4 separate regions of the Homo sapiens genome follow, and all the other regions are linked to region 1. The links are chromatin contacts, found by Hi-C or POLR2A ChIA-PET in ENCODE. All regions are on one chromosome and are shown on one strand. Each heading gives the region's core, a stretch centred on a gene start or an enhancer-like site at or near the end of the contact. The rest is flanking DNA. Distances are from core to core; before and after follow the strand shown. Region 1 holds the start of HAAO (3-hydroxyanthranilate 3,4-dioxygenase). Region 2 overlaps THADA (THADA armadillo repeat containing). Region 3 has its middle 54 kb from the start of PKDCC. Region 4 has its middle 40 kb from the start of EML4.

Region 1 (2,956 bases), core at 260-2,759:
ACTCACCCATCCCTCCATTTAACTAACACTCAAAGCAAACTTAACACATCTCAGATCCTCAGTGCTTCATGTGTCATTGTTTACGTCTCCTCTGATTACTTGTAGATGAGAAAAATAAAGAAGGTGGTGTGAGTTACTTGGGTGCAAAACGATATTCTAGTTTTGCACTAGAAGTGCTCAGCTAAAACTGTGCTAGATAAATAACTAAAAAAAAGGAGAGAGAAAAATGAAAAAAAAAAAAAGAGCGTCAGAGAGGAAACGGGAGGGTCTCAGTGGGGAATTCGGCTTCCTGTCGTCTGGGTTTTGATTTTGAGTTGTACTAGAGGAGTCTTTATGTCTGGAATGCTGAGAAAACCAGCCCAGGCCAGGCGGGCTGTGAGGGCAGGATTTAGAGGCGTTTAGTTTCTTAAACTCTATAGTCTGGATTCCGGTGTCAGGGGCCTGAGCCATTTTCCTCCTCCCCTACCCGTCAGCTCCCACTCCCTCCAAACTTCCTAAGAAAGTTCTGAGTCCTGCAGAAAGACAGGCTTCTCCATCTTCCACACCCGCGCAGATTTCTCTTTCCTCACACATGCACGCCCAGGCCCAGCGCCCCAGCCCCTCACCCCCAGGATAACTGTTAGAGTCTCTCACACGGGGCTGTCATCATTAACACCCCGAGATTCCCGAGGGCTAGGACACTGAGGCCGGTGTCCACATCTGCCAAATTCCTCCCATAGCTGCGTGCGAACTGAGTATGTTCCTAAGACGCCTAAGGAGTTCAGCACGGGGCTCGGGGTCCACTGCGACACTGCGCGGACAGCGGCCGCTCGGCTGGGCCTCAGGTGGGGAGGGCTCGCGGTCCTGCCCTGAGCCCGGGCTCCGCAGCTCGGCGCCTGCACCGCTCCCCTCGCCGAGCCCGCGGCGGAGTCTGCCGGCCGCACGCAGCAGGTCTGGGGCTCACCTTGAATCGGGACCTGCGGGGACCGCCGTGCGGCTTCCCGCTGGGTGAGCGCCGCAGCCCTGAGTGGCGGGGCAGTCATTCCCCTTTTCCAGATGGGAAAGCCAAATCTTGAGCCCAGCGCCAGCACCGTGTTCTCAGGTGCTGGGACTTCCAACCCGCGATCTCCTCACTGTAGTATTTCTGGGAACCTTCCCTGGGATTCCCCTCGGGGCGTAGAGGGAAGGAACGTCTGGGGACAAGCGTCCAGGAAGGGTCTGGATTCTTTGTCCTCCGCCGGGAGCAGGCCCCACCGCAGGCGCCAGTGTGTGGGGCGCCCCGGAGACGGTGGCGGGGACCGAGCCCCTGCCCCGCGGAGAAGCAGAGGGCGCGGGACGCCGTTCCCCAGCGCTGCCGCCGCCGCGCTCGCCAGGGCCTGGAGTGGCGCGGAGGGCGGCGGGCTCAGACCAAAGTCCACCAGGGGGCAAAGTCCGCGGGCCCCAAGCCCCCACCACGGGGTCGCGGGGGTTTGCTCCGCCTCGTGAGCTTGGGATTCTGGTTAAAAAGGCGGCTGGGCGGAGCTGCGGGCCTCCGACGGCGGGAGGACAGCGCTGCGAGGAGGCGCCCGGGACAGTCATGGAGCGCCGCCTGGGAGTGAGGGCCTGGGTGAAGGAGAACCGGGGCTCCTTCCAGCCCCCGGTCTGCAACAAGCTCATGTGAGTCCAGCACCCCCATGGCCGCCCCCTGCCCTCGCCTCCTCCCCCTCCTCCATCTGCGCCCTCACCTTCCAGCTCCGAGTTCCTGGACCCAGAAGCTTGCAGAAGGACCGCTTTAATCTCTTGGTTCTTGGGGGAAGATGGAGACAGGCTGTTCCGGTTCCACCACATCGGTCTGTTCCTCTTTCTTGTGACTGTGGCCTTGACTTCTGAAGAAGGCTGAGCTGGTTCTCAGGCTGTAGGAGATGACATGACAGGGTGCACCTCTCCTTCCAGGGCTGAGAAACAATTCTCCAACCCCAAGTGACACTGTGCATTTTGGGAAAACTCAAAAGTGTGGGGAGGGTGGTTTTCAAGGCAGAAATGCACTAGAATGTAGGCCTGGGGGCAGCCAAATCATACACCCCAACCCTGTCCCAGAAGCCACAGGCAAAGGGGGAGGCAGAGAATCCGCTCCTTTGGGAAGATCTTGATGTCTTGCTTTTTTCAGGGCCCCTCTATGCAGGTGTGCACGAACACACACACACACACACCACACCAGACCCTCCCTAGGCCACCTCTGCCAGTAGCCTCTGCCTGCAGCACCCAACAGGGTTGGCCATCCAGCTGCCATCTTTCTCAGGCAGACCTCTCAGGCCCTCCCCTGTGGTATGGTCACCTCCCTCATCCCCCCAGTTCCATGGCGGGGCCCCACATGCCAGCTAGATCAAGGTTTACATTCCCCATTTTTGCTGTGTCCACAGGACATGGTCAGTAGGGTGGCACCTCAAGGCAAACAGCAGGCCCAGGACTATGCCAAGTGTTTTTACATCATCTCATCTCATTCTCACAGTAGCACCGTGAGGGGGGATTTTCATAAGTAACTTTTCTAGTGTCACGGAGCGCCTGTGCGATAGGCTCCAGACTCAACCCACGGAGCAGTTCGACTCCAGAGTCCACGCACACTCTTGGTTACCATGCAATACCACATGGCCAACAGTCAATATCTCCCCAAAGATCTCTTCTATCACTGTTGTTGCCCACCCCCAATTAAAGATGTAGCATCATCTTTGCCTCCTTCCAACACTTCATCCCCATCTGCAGTCGCTCCTTCTCAGTCCTCCCTTCGCTCCCCCTGAGGTCTCGCGTCCATCTGCCCGGGCCTCTCCCTAGCATTTGGTGGTTTGCTGGCATCATTGGTATTCTTGCTTCTGCTGTACCACGCCCACCTCCACCTTCGTCTTCACAAGGCAGTCTCCTTGTGTGTGTGTCTGTGTCCAAATTTCCCTCTTTTAAAAGAACACCAGACATATTGGATCAGGGGCTCACCCTACTCCAGGAT
Region 2 (2,700 bases), core at 82-2,581, 630 kb before region 1:
GTTTGTTTTTTGAGACGGAGTCTCGCTCTGTCGCCTGGGTTGGAGTGCAGTGGCGCGATCTCGGCTCACTGCAAGCTCCCCCTCCCAGGTTCACGCCATTCTTCTGCCTCAGCCTCCGGAGTAGCTGGGGCTACAGGCACCCGCCACCACGCCTGGATAATTTTTTGTATTTTTAGTAGAGATGGGGTTTCACTGTGTTAGCCAGAATGGTCTCGATCTCCTGACCTTGTGATCCGCCCACCTCATTCTCCCAAAGTGCTGGGATTACAGGCATGAGCCACCGCGCCCGGCCATATTATATATTTTTTTATATATGTAAACCTATTGTATATATTAAAAACTATTATATATATAACTATTATATATATTATATGTAAAACTTTTGTATATAACTATTGTGTGTGTGCGTGTATATATATATAACTTGTATACACACACACACACACACACACACACACACACAAACTTTGGGAGGGGTCTTGTGAAAGCAGAGGCCTGGGTTTTCCTGCCATTGCCCCCAGTGTTTCAGAGTAAGGTGCTTATATTGTGGGTACAGGATCTCATTAGAACCTGTGTAAGTAATGTTTTCTTTGAGCCCTGTCTGCTCCAAGGCAGGTGGATGGTGTTGATAGGAGATACTCCTTTTGAAAGACATAGCCCCATGTTTGCGTTATTCCTGTGTTGAGCCTGGCTAGCACGGAGCAGGCTTGGTTCTGGTATGTATCTTCTGTCCACGGGTTCGAGAGGATGTCAGGACATCTGCCTCTTCACTCTGGAAGAGTCTGCGAGCCGGTGCAATGGGTGGCATGTAAATGGTAATGCCATGTGGCATGAATTCCCACTCGTCTTCTCTTTTACGTTTGTAGTACCTGAAAAAAGCCATGAATATAGAGTATTCATGAAATAATATAACAGGGTTCTCTTCTTTTAGAGCCTATTACCACTTCTTGTGTTACATCTTTTCAGGCATTTGCCGTCTTCTGATTACTTTGTTCATTTTGGATCAAAGGCCTAAATATGTAGGCCTCCAAGAAGTATTAAAATTTTCTCATGAAACCTTTCAGAAGCCTATCATATTAGTTAGCTATTACCTTTCTGCTTAGCTCTTGACAAAACAGTACCTTCATTTTTGTGTTTCTACCAAAAATTGAAGTGGATTTGGAGCAGAAGGGTAAGAAACCAAACTCAAGAGAGTATTTCTTATGTATGTAGTGTCCTAGGTTTCACTTCCTTGTTTCACAGAGCTGACTTATGCATTTTAATGTGAGAAAACCATTAAACATGAGGTTCTGGCATGCGCTTGCAGAGCTATTTGTTTGCGCCAAGCCTTGGCTGTGGCTGTGTTATCTTTGATCACAGAGATGACTCAGGCAGACTGGTTTTTGTTTCCTGATATACAAAGTTACCAGTCTCCTTCATCTGGCATTTGGTGATTCATTTTAGGAATTTGGGTGGTAAATTTTACTTTCAGGGGCCTTAAAAATTGTTCTTTCATGAATAAGTGGAAAGAACTAAGAAATGTTTTCAGAAAGTTGATGCAAGGAGGAAAGGCATGTGCACAGAATTGCAGTTTACATTAGAAACAGAGATTTGCTTTAGAACCTGTGCTCTGTCTTAAGAACATTGAATTTGTGGAAGCTTTTTACTACTCAGTCTGTTGTTCATTGCATCCTAGAAATAATAAATTACTACATTGAAAGTACCTTTCAGTGGTACCTGAAAGTACCTTTCCAAAATGTTGCTTAGTTTACATATAATCAGAATGCTGATACTACTCATTATATTCAAAGTATCCATTATATAAAACAAAGATTGCATTAATATAGAAAATTTAAATATTGCTTTGAAGCCAGTGTACTTAGGGCATCATTTGTTAACCTCTAAAAATACAAAGTAAGAAGTTTGCAATCAGTCTGTTCTTCCAGTGAAAGAAAATGCTGCGGTTGTAGTTGCTTTCTTCCAGTAAGTAAGGTGCTTTATGAAGTAGATTCATAGAACATCACCAACAGCAGAAGTGCCACCAACCAAAATACAAGGTTATTTTGGTGTAACAGAAAGAGCACATCTATCACTCTTGACAAGCCCTGCACTCTTGGGTTCAAATTGTAGCTCTGTAACTGCCTTGCTTGCTCTCTGAACCTCAATTTCCTCAACTTGCAAATGAGGGTGATAACACATCTTCTGAGAGTCACTGTAAGCAAAATGTCCTGTAAGCAGAAGCACCACCCTTGATTCCTTAAGTACAGAGCCTAGGCTCTGACTTATTGACTGTCCATGTGTGTTATAGAACAGTGTTTCTAAAACTTTAAGATGTAAACATATCACTTGGCTATCATATAAATTCTGATTTCAGTAAATCTGAGGTGAGGCCTGAGAGTCCGACTTCCAAATGGTCTTCCAGATAATGCCACTGCTGCTGGTCTGTAGATCACATTTTGAGTAGCAAAATTAAACTTGGGATATTAAATTTAATACCATCACACACACACACACACACACACACACACACACACACACACATACAATTTTAACAAGCTAGACAGTAGTAGCTTATTAAAATTGGTTAGGCAGTTTAAGGAATTTATTAAGAAGTAGATTTTGACCCAGGAATGCAGAAAACAAGAAAGAAAGTGTTCTGAGCAGAGAAGTCAGTAGGAAGTAGACCAACCTTTGTTGAGCCCCGTCTTTCTGCCAAGTATT
Region 3 (2,700 bases), core at 59-2,558, 690 kb after region 1:
AAGGGTGAGGAAAGGTATCTCACATCTTTTCTACCCCGCCCCCCCCCCACAATAGGGATTTATTGAACTGCACCACACCAAGTCCCAGACCCAGGAGACTGGGCTCAGAAAGTCCCACTGAGTTCCTAGGTACCAGCCTTCTGGTAGAGCAGCTTTCTTTTCTAGTGTGGCTCTATCTCTTCTTTGCATATGCCTTCAGCTTCTTCTTTCCCCTCTTTTAGGTCTACTCTGCCTCCAGCCTGTGTTTTAATCACATAAAAAATGCTATTAAAAATGTAGAATCAAGGGCTGGACAGAGTGGCTCAAACCTGTAATCCCAGCATGTTTGGAGGCTGAGGTGGGCAGATCGCTTGAGCCCAGGAGTTCGAGACCAGCCTGGGCAACATAGTGAAACCCCGTCTCAAAAAAAAAAACAAAAACAAAAACAAACAAACAAACAAACACAAAATTAGCCAGGCGGGCATGGTGGCACAGCGCCTGTAGTCCCAACTACTAGGGAGGCTGAGATGGGAGGATCGCTTGAACCTGGGAGGTCAAAGCTGCAGTGAGCCATGATCACGCCACTGCACTCCAGCCTGGGTGACAGAGCAAGACTGTTTCAAAAAGAAAAAGTTTAGAATCAAATTTTAGATTGTAAACTCTGATTGAGGTTGTTGCCTTCCAACTATGCTTATTCATCTAGAAAGAGAAGTCAGCATTTCTTGAAGTCTGGTCGCAGTATGGGGTCCCTGAGAGAAGGCCTCTCTAAAAATACCAGGGGGAGGGAGGGAGAGGTATGCGATTGAGAGTTAGGGAGGTGGTTCCAGAGAAGAGGGCAAGCCCTCAGGTTGGGCCGCCAGAGGCTCCCAGGAGAAGAAAGAAAGGGAAGCCAGGCCTGCATCCTGGTGGAGCCCGCTCCTCCCACCGCGGGGAGATCCGCCCTCAGCGCTGTGGTGGCCGGAAGTGCTGGTCTAGGGCGGGTGGGGGCGAGGGGCTGCCTGGGAGGTCAGTCTCCCGGCTGGGCTGGGATATTTATAGCACCTGGGTTTCTGGGTCTGCCTCCACCTGGATTTATTTATGCGGCCTGTGGCTGTGGCGCCTGTGGAGAATGAGGCGGGGTGGGGTGGGGGGGGGCGCGGATCTCGCTGCAAGGGTCTAGTTCTTGGCCTTGGGACTCTAGCTGGACTGGAAACGACAAATCACAACCAGGGGCTGTCTGGGGGAACACAGGCAGAGCAGCACTTGGTGCTGCGCCTGCAAAGCCGCCGATGGTTGGGCCTGTTGAAACTCGGGGCTTTCCAGATTCACGCGGTGTCGCCTTTGCGGCCGCCGTGGGCGTGGGTTAGGCAGGTGTGGGCGACGGGGAAGCGATCCCCTCCCCCGCAAGTCACCCCGGGCTCCGGTTCTCACGCCTTCCTCCGCAGCTCCTGGGAAGAATTAAAGGCGGAACAATGTTCCGTCTCCGGAGGGATCTGTACTTGGAAAGAGAACTCAGAGAGCACGTGGTGGCCGGCCCCATCTGCAGACCCAAAACTAGAGAGTCCACGTTTGCGAACCCATCTGCACTTTCGACTTTCCCTGATCACTACGTGTCTGGCTGCTCTCAGACTGCGATGACATCATTTAAAAAAAATGTAAATAACTGTCCTTTGGGTCTTTCAAGAACCTAGTGATTGAGGAGAGGGCAACGGTGAATCTCGAGGAAGGCTGTGTCGTGGGACCTTCAGGCATTGTTTAATCTGTGCAGGGCGCAGTCTTGGGCAGGCCCCAGCCCTCTCCTCTGCCCACTCGCAAAGCCCGGCCTGCTTGCTCCACCGGCAACTGGGCTGGAGGAGAGGCGAGGGGCAGGGTGGGTGCTAAGATCCTGTGCGAAAAGCCAGGACCCTCGTGGTACCTAGGGAAATGAAAATCGCGTTGACAGTAGTCCAACGCTTTCCTTTTCTCATTCACCCCTCGGGCAGCACAACGAGACAGGCACTCCTGCCAACGTCCCCATTTCACAGATGGAGAAACTGAGGCTTAGGCAAAGCAATTTGCCCCAGGGTGACGGAGCAAGCGTCAACTTCAGTTTCCAGCTCGGACGCGAGGGGCCGTCGGGGGCGTTCCGGGGAGGGGGTGCCTGGGCCGGGGGCGGCCACGCGGGGCTGGGAGAGGTTCCAGCAGCGGCGCGTGGTGTAGCCGGCGTCCGGCGGGACTGCACGGGCCTGGAGCCGCTGGAAAGGCCGGTCTGGTGGCCCGGGACGAGGGGGCGGCCTTCCCGGAATCCCGAGCAGCACGGCGGAGCCGGGGCAGCTGCCAGGCGCGGCTGGGGACCGGCTCGCGCTGCGGTTGGCGGCGGGCAGGCCACATACCGCGCAGCGTGGAGGAAATGGCTGGGATTCCTCCTGCGGCGCCGCGCGGGCCTCGGGGAGGGCGGGGCTCCCCCAGTGTGTCGGGGCGGGGGCGGGGCGCGGCGGAGGGTGAGCGGGGATCCTGGCGCTGGCGGGGGCGCCCCGACCTGAGTCCTCGTCCCTGGAGCGCTCCCGCCACTTTGCCAGCATCTGGGCCTCCAGAGCCCCGTGAACCCTCGAGAAGGGGAGCACGTGAAGGGGCTCCCCGGCCACGCCCAGCCTCCTGCCCAGTCTCTGCCTCAGGCCTAAGGGTTCAAGAGGGGCCTGAGTCACCCACCTGCAGAGCGGCCCTGCAGCCCCTGCTGATCCGAATCAGGCCCTGCCTTCTGGG
Region 4 (2,700 bases), core at 148-2,647, 660 kb after region 1:
AGGTTGAGAATGATTGTCTTTGGGGTGTGTGCATGTGTGTGTGTGAGAGAGAGAGACAGAACGAGAGAGAGAGAGAGATCTAAGAGTTACTCATAGGAGATCAGAAAACCATAGGAAGAGTGAGGAGGAATATGTTGACCTCAAGCTGGCGGAAGAACCCTGAAAAGAATAAGAAAAGGAGAAATGAAGCCTACTATGGATTATTTTGGGAATCATCTAACTATGTGGCATGATTCCTATCTGAGTAACTCAGACTGTGAAAAATGTATTGCTGTGGATTATCCATATATTACAGATTAGCCTATTTGGGGAAGAGGGGTAGACATTGTGAACCCTTTTGAGTGGGAATATCATAAAAGAGGGTTCCATTAAAATGTAAGCACTGTGAGGGCTTGAATTTTTGTCATTTGTGTTTACTGCTCTATTCTAGCACCTAGAACAATGTGTCATTCCTGTGTCACCTCTTGTATCAGTTCCCTACTGCTGGTGTAACAAATTACCACAAATTTAGTGACTTAAAACCACACATTCATTATTGTCCTGATCTGGAGGTAGAAGACCTAAAATCCAGGTGTTGGCAGGGCTGCGTTCATTCCCGAGGCTTTGGGGGAGAAGGAGTTTTCTAGCCCTTTTCTGAAGGTTGCCTGCGTTCCTCGGTTCCCGCCTCACATCACTCTGACCTATGCTTCCATCCTCTCATTTTCTCTGATTCTGACTCTCCTGCCTCCTTCTGTCCCTCATGAGGATCCTTGTGATTACATCATGCTTACCTGGATAAGCCAGGATCATCTCTCCATCTCAAGGTCTTTAACTTAATCACACCTGCAAAGTCCATGTAAGGTAAGATATTCACAGGTTCCAGAATGTGGACATTTTTGGGGATCATTATTCTGCCTACTACACCCCTGAGGCCACCATCAGTGTCATGTCAAGGGAAGAGGGCAGCCCTGAGTCCTGGGGCAGGACCCACAGTGCTGTGAGCGGAGGTCCCAGCTGAGTGTGGAGTTTAGGGACAGGTAAGAGCAGAGGGACAGGCTGCTGTGTGGACTGGCTTTGGGAATAAGAAACTTACTCCCTGTGTGCAGATATACTGGAGGAAGGTGCTTTTCAGTGACAGAGGCAGAAGGATAGATTCTGCTGTTATGACTACAAGGGCTGTCCAAGCAGCAGACACTCAGATTACAGCTCTTTTCCGGTTTGGGTGTTAAGAATTTGAGACAATTTGAAAAGTGTAGTGCCTGCTTTATGGCAGATGTGCAACTCACTAAGAGCCATCTATTATTAATACCAGAGGGTGAGGGGCCAGGGAGGTTCCAGGGCCCCAGCTGTCTGGGGAGGCAGGTCACATGGCTCTATATCCCCAACCCTGGGGAAACAGGAAGAAGAACTGTCAAAAGGGAATAAGGTATGGGGCAGGTGTGCAGAGGTAGAGTTTCAAATGCTCTTTATCTTAACTTCTTCCCACGCAAGCTAGGAGGAAGCATCTGGCCGGTTCTTTAATGAAACTTGGAACTCACTGCTGCAGTCAAGAAGGAAATATTCCTGCGGTTTTTCTGTGAGGGAAGAAAGTAATAAATCTTTCTGTTGTTGAAGCAACACCTTTCAGTGGTGTAGCTCTGAGAGGGATATATTATTCTTAAAGTGTATGTGCTTGAGAGTTTGTTACCATCAGGCCATCGGGAAGCTTCACAAAGGTCCTGAAGGTCAGGAACAAAGCATAGGAACAGAATGCGTGGTTAGGAGCTGGTAGTCACAAACTCTGGAGCAGTCACAGATGATGCAGATTTAAGAAATCTACATTCCTTTTAGAACAGTTAGATTTTTGGGGTGAGTGCTGGCTCTGGAAAGCCCGTTTGTATCTCCCTGTGGATTTCCTGAGGAGCCCCTCCTCCAAAATGGGGCATTCCATAATTAGCGCCTGCTTAGATCAGTCATGTGTGGTAGAAGAAGAGGACAAGATCTCGTTTTTAAGGAGATCACTTATTCTGCAAAAATGTGTTGAATCCTTGCCATATGCCTGGCACTGTTCTAGGTGCAGGGGATACGGTAGCGACCAAAACACAAAACAAATAATAAATCTGTTTTATCTGGTTGTGATAAGGAGGATAGAGGCAAATAAGGCAGAATAAAGGGCTCAAGAGTAGCAGTGGGTGTGCTGTCTGACATAGTGTGGCCAGGGATGGCCCCCTTAAGAATGGGATACTTGTGCAGAGACCTGAAAGAAGCAGAAAAGGCTGAGGGGCAAGTCAAACAGACATCTACAGAGTGCTCCAGGCAGAGGGAACATCCACCAAAGCATATGCAACAGCTCAGTTTTAGTGAGTGCTCTGTGCAGTGCTGGCCCAGATCTCAACATCCGTTCCTCTTGTTAGGCATAGCCCTCACCCACACTGCAGCTCCTGGCAACTCCTTGGTGTAATACATCCCAGTCCCTGGCATAATCTTGCATAAAGTGATGAGAACCTGGAGGAGGGCAACAGCAAGAAGGCATAAGAGTTTTTGAAGGGAAAATCAACAGCATGTTGTGACTATATATGGGGGCTGACTTGGGTTTTGCATCTAGGAGCCTGGGGTTAGAATGTCCAGCCATAAGGTAGCAGCCCAAAGCCTGTGTGGCATCTTTGTGACTCAGGATGGATTTATCAGTCTGTCCTTGAGGCAAAGGCTCACTCCAAATTCCATGTTTGTGTAGTCCCCACC

What was found. A loop is a pair of places that touch in the nucleus more often than their neighbours do. ChIA-PET counts read pairs that join two places held with the same protein, here RNA polymerase II (POLR2A). Pooled maps may share reads with other maps.
Region 2: POLR2A ChIA-PET joins it to region 1 with 12 read pairs in Caco-2. The contact joins the enhancer-like site here to the promoter of HAAO in region 1. A Hi-C loop is called at or near these places in 1 of 37 single-sample maps with no recorded cell type and 2 of 50 pooled maps. POLR2A ChIA-PET finds 5 or more read pairs at or near these places in 2 of 52 experiments (CD4-positive, alpha-beta T cell and Caco-2).
Region 3: a map with no recorded cell type shows a loop between it and region 1 (9-fold over the local background). The contact joins the enhancer-like site here to the promoter of HAAO in region 1. A Hi-C loop is called at or near these places in 1 of 168 maps with a recorded cell type or tissue (PC-9), 15 of 37 single-sample maps with no recorded cell type and 4 of 50 pooled maps. POLR2A ChIA-PET finds 5 or more read pairs at or near these places in 2 of 52 experiments (GM12878 and activated CD4-positive, alpha-beta T cell).
Region 4: a loop to region 1 is called in a pooled map, with 4 times the contacts of the local background. The contact joins the enhancer-like site here to the promoter of HAAO in region 1. A Hi-C loop is called at or near these places in 1 of 37 single-sample maps with no recorded cell type and 3 of 50 pooled maps. POLR2A ChIA-PET finds 5 or more read pairs at or near these places in 3 of 52 experiments (B cell, GM12878 and activated CD4-positive, alpha-beta T cell).

What each region holds. Positions count from the first base shown.
Region 1 is chr2:42,791,136-42,794,091 of GRCh38, reverse strand. It overlaps HAAO (3-hydroxyanthranilate 3,4-dioxygenase), which reads left to right and starts at 1,509. Exons shown (of 10, transcript NM_012205.3): 1 at 1,509-1,635. The coding sequence starts at 1,556. RefSeq lists silencers at 773-862, 943-1,042, 1,223-1,662.
Region 2 is chr2:43,425,267-43,427,966 of GRCh38, reverse strand. The region is part of intron 28 of THADA (THADA armadillo repeat containing); the gene reads left to right. Among named protein-coding and RNA genes, the nearest start is that of THADA, 170 kb to the left of the region's middle. RefSeq lists enhancers at 1,348-1,407, 1,428-1,517, 672-1,871, 1,910-1,989. Within about 2 kb of position 1,331, at least 24 of the 41 ENCODE cell types and tissues checked have a DNase peak (open chromatin) inside an H3K27ac peak, as active enhancers do; they include CD4-positive, alpha-beta T cell, where a contact is called at or near this core.
Region 3 is chr2:42,101,044-42,103,743 of GRCh38, reverse strand. No RefSeq gene overlaps it. Among named protein-coding and RNA genes, the nearest start is that of PKDCC, 54 kb to the right of the region's middle. RefSeq lists enhancers at 1,170-1,689, 1,614-2,441, 2,660-2,700 and a silencer at 2,100-2,479. Within about 2 kb of position 1,308, at least 34 of the 41 ENCODE cell types and tissues checked have a DNase peak (open chromatin) inside an H3K27ac peak, as active enhancers do; they include GM12878, where a contact is called at or near this core.
Region 4 is chr2:42,127,933-42,130,632 of GRCh38, reverse strand. No RefSeq gene overlaps it. Among named protein-coding and RNA genes, the nearest start is that of EML4, 40 kb to the left of the region's middle. Within about 2 kb of position 1,397, at least 8 of the 41 ENCODE cell types and tissues checked have a DNase peak (open chromatin) inside an H3K27ac peak, as active enhancers do; they include B cell and GM12878, where a contact is called at or near this core.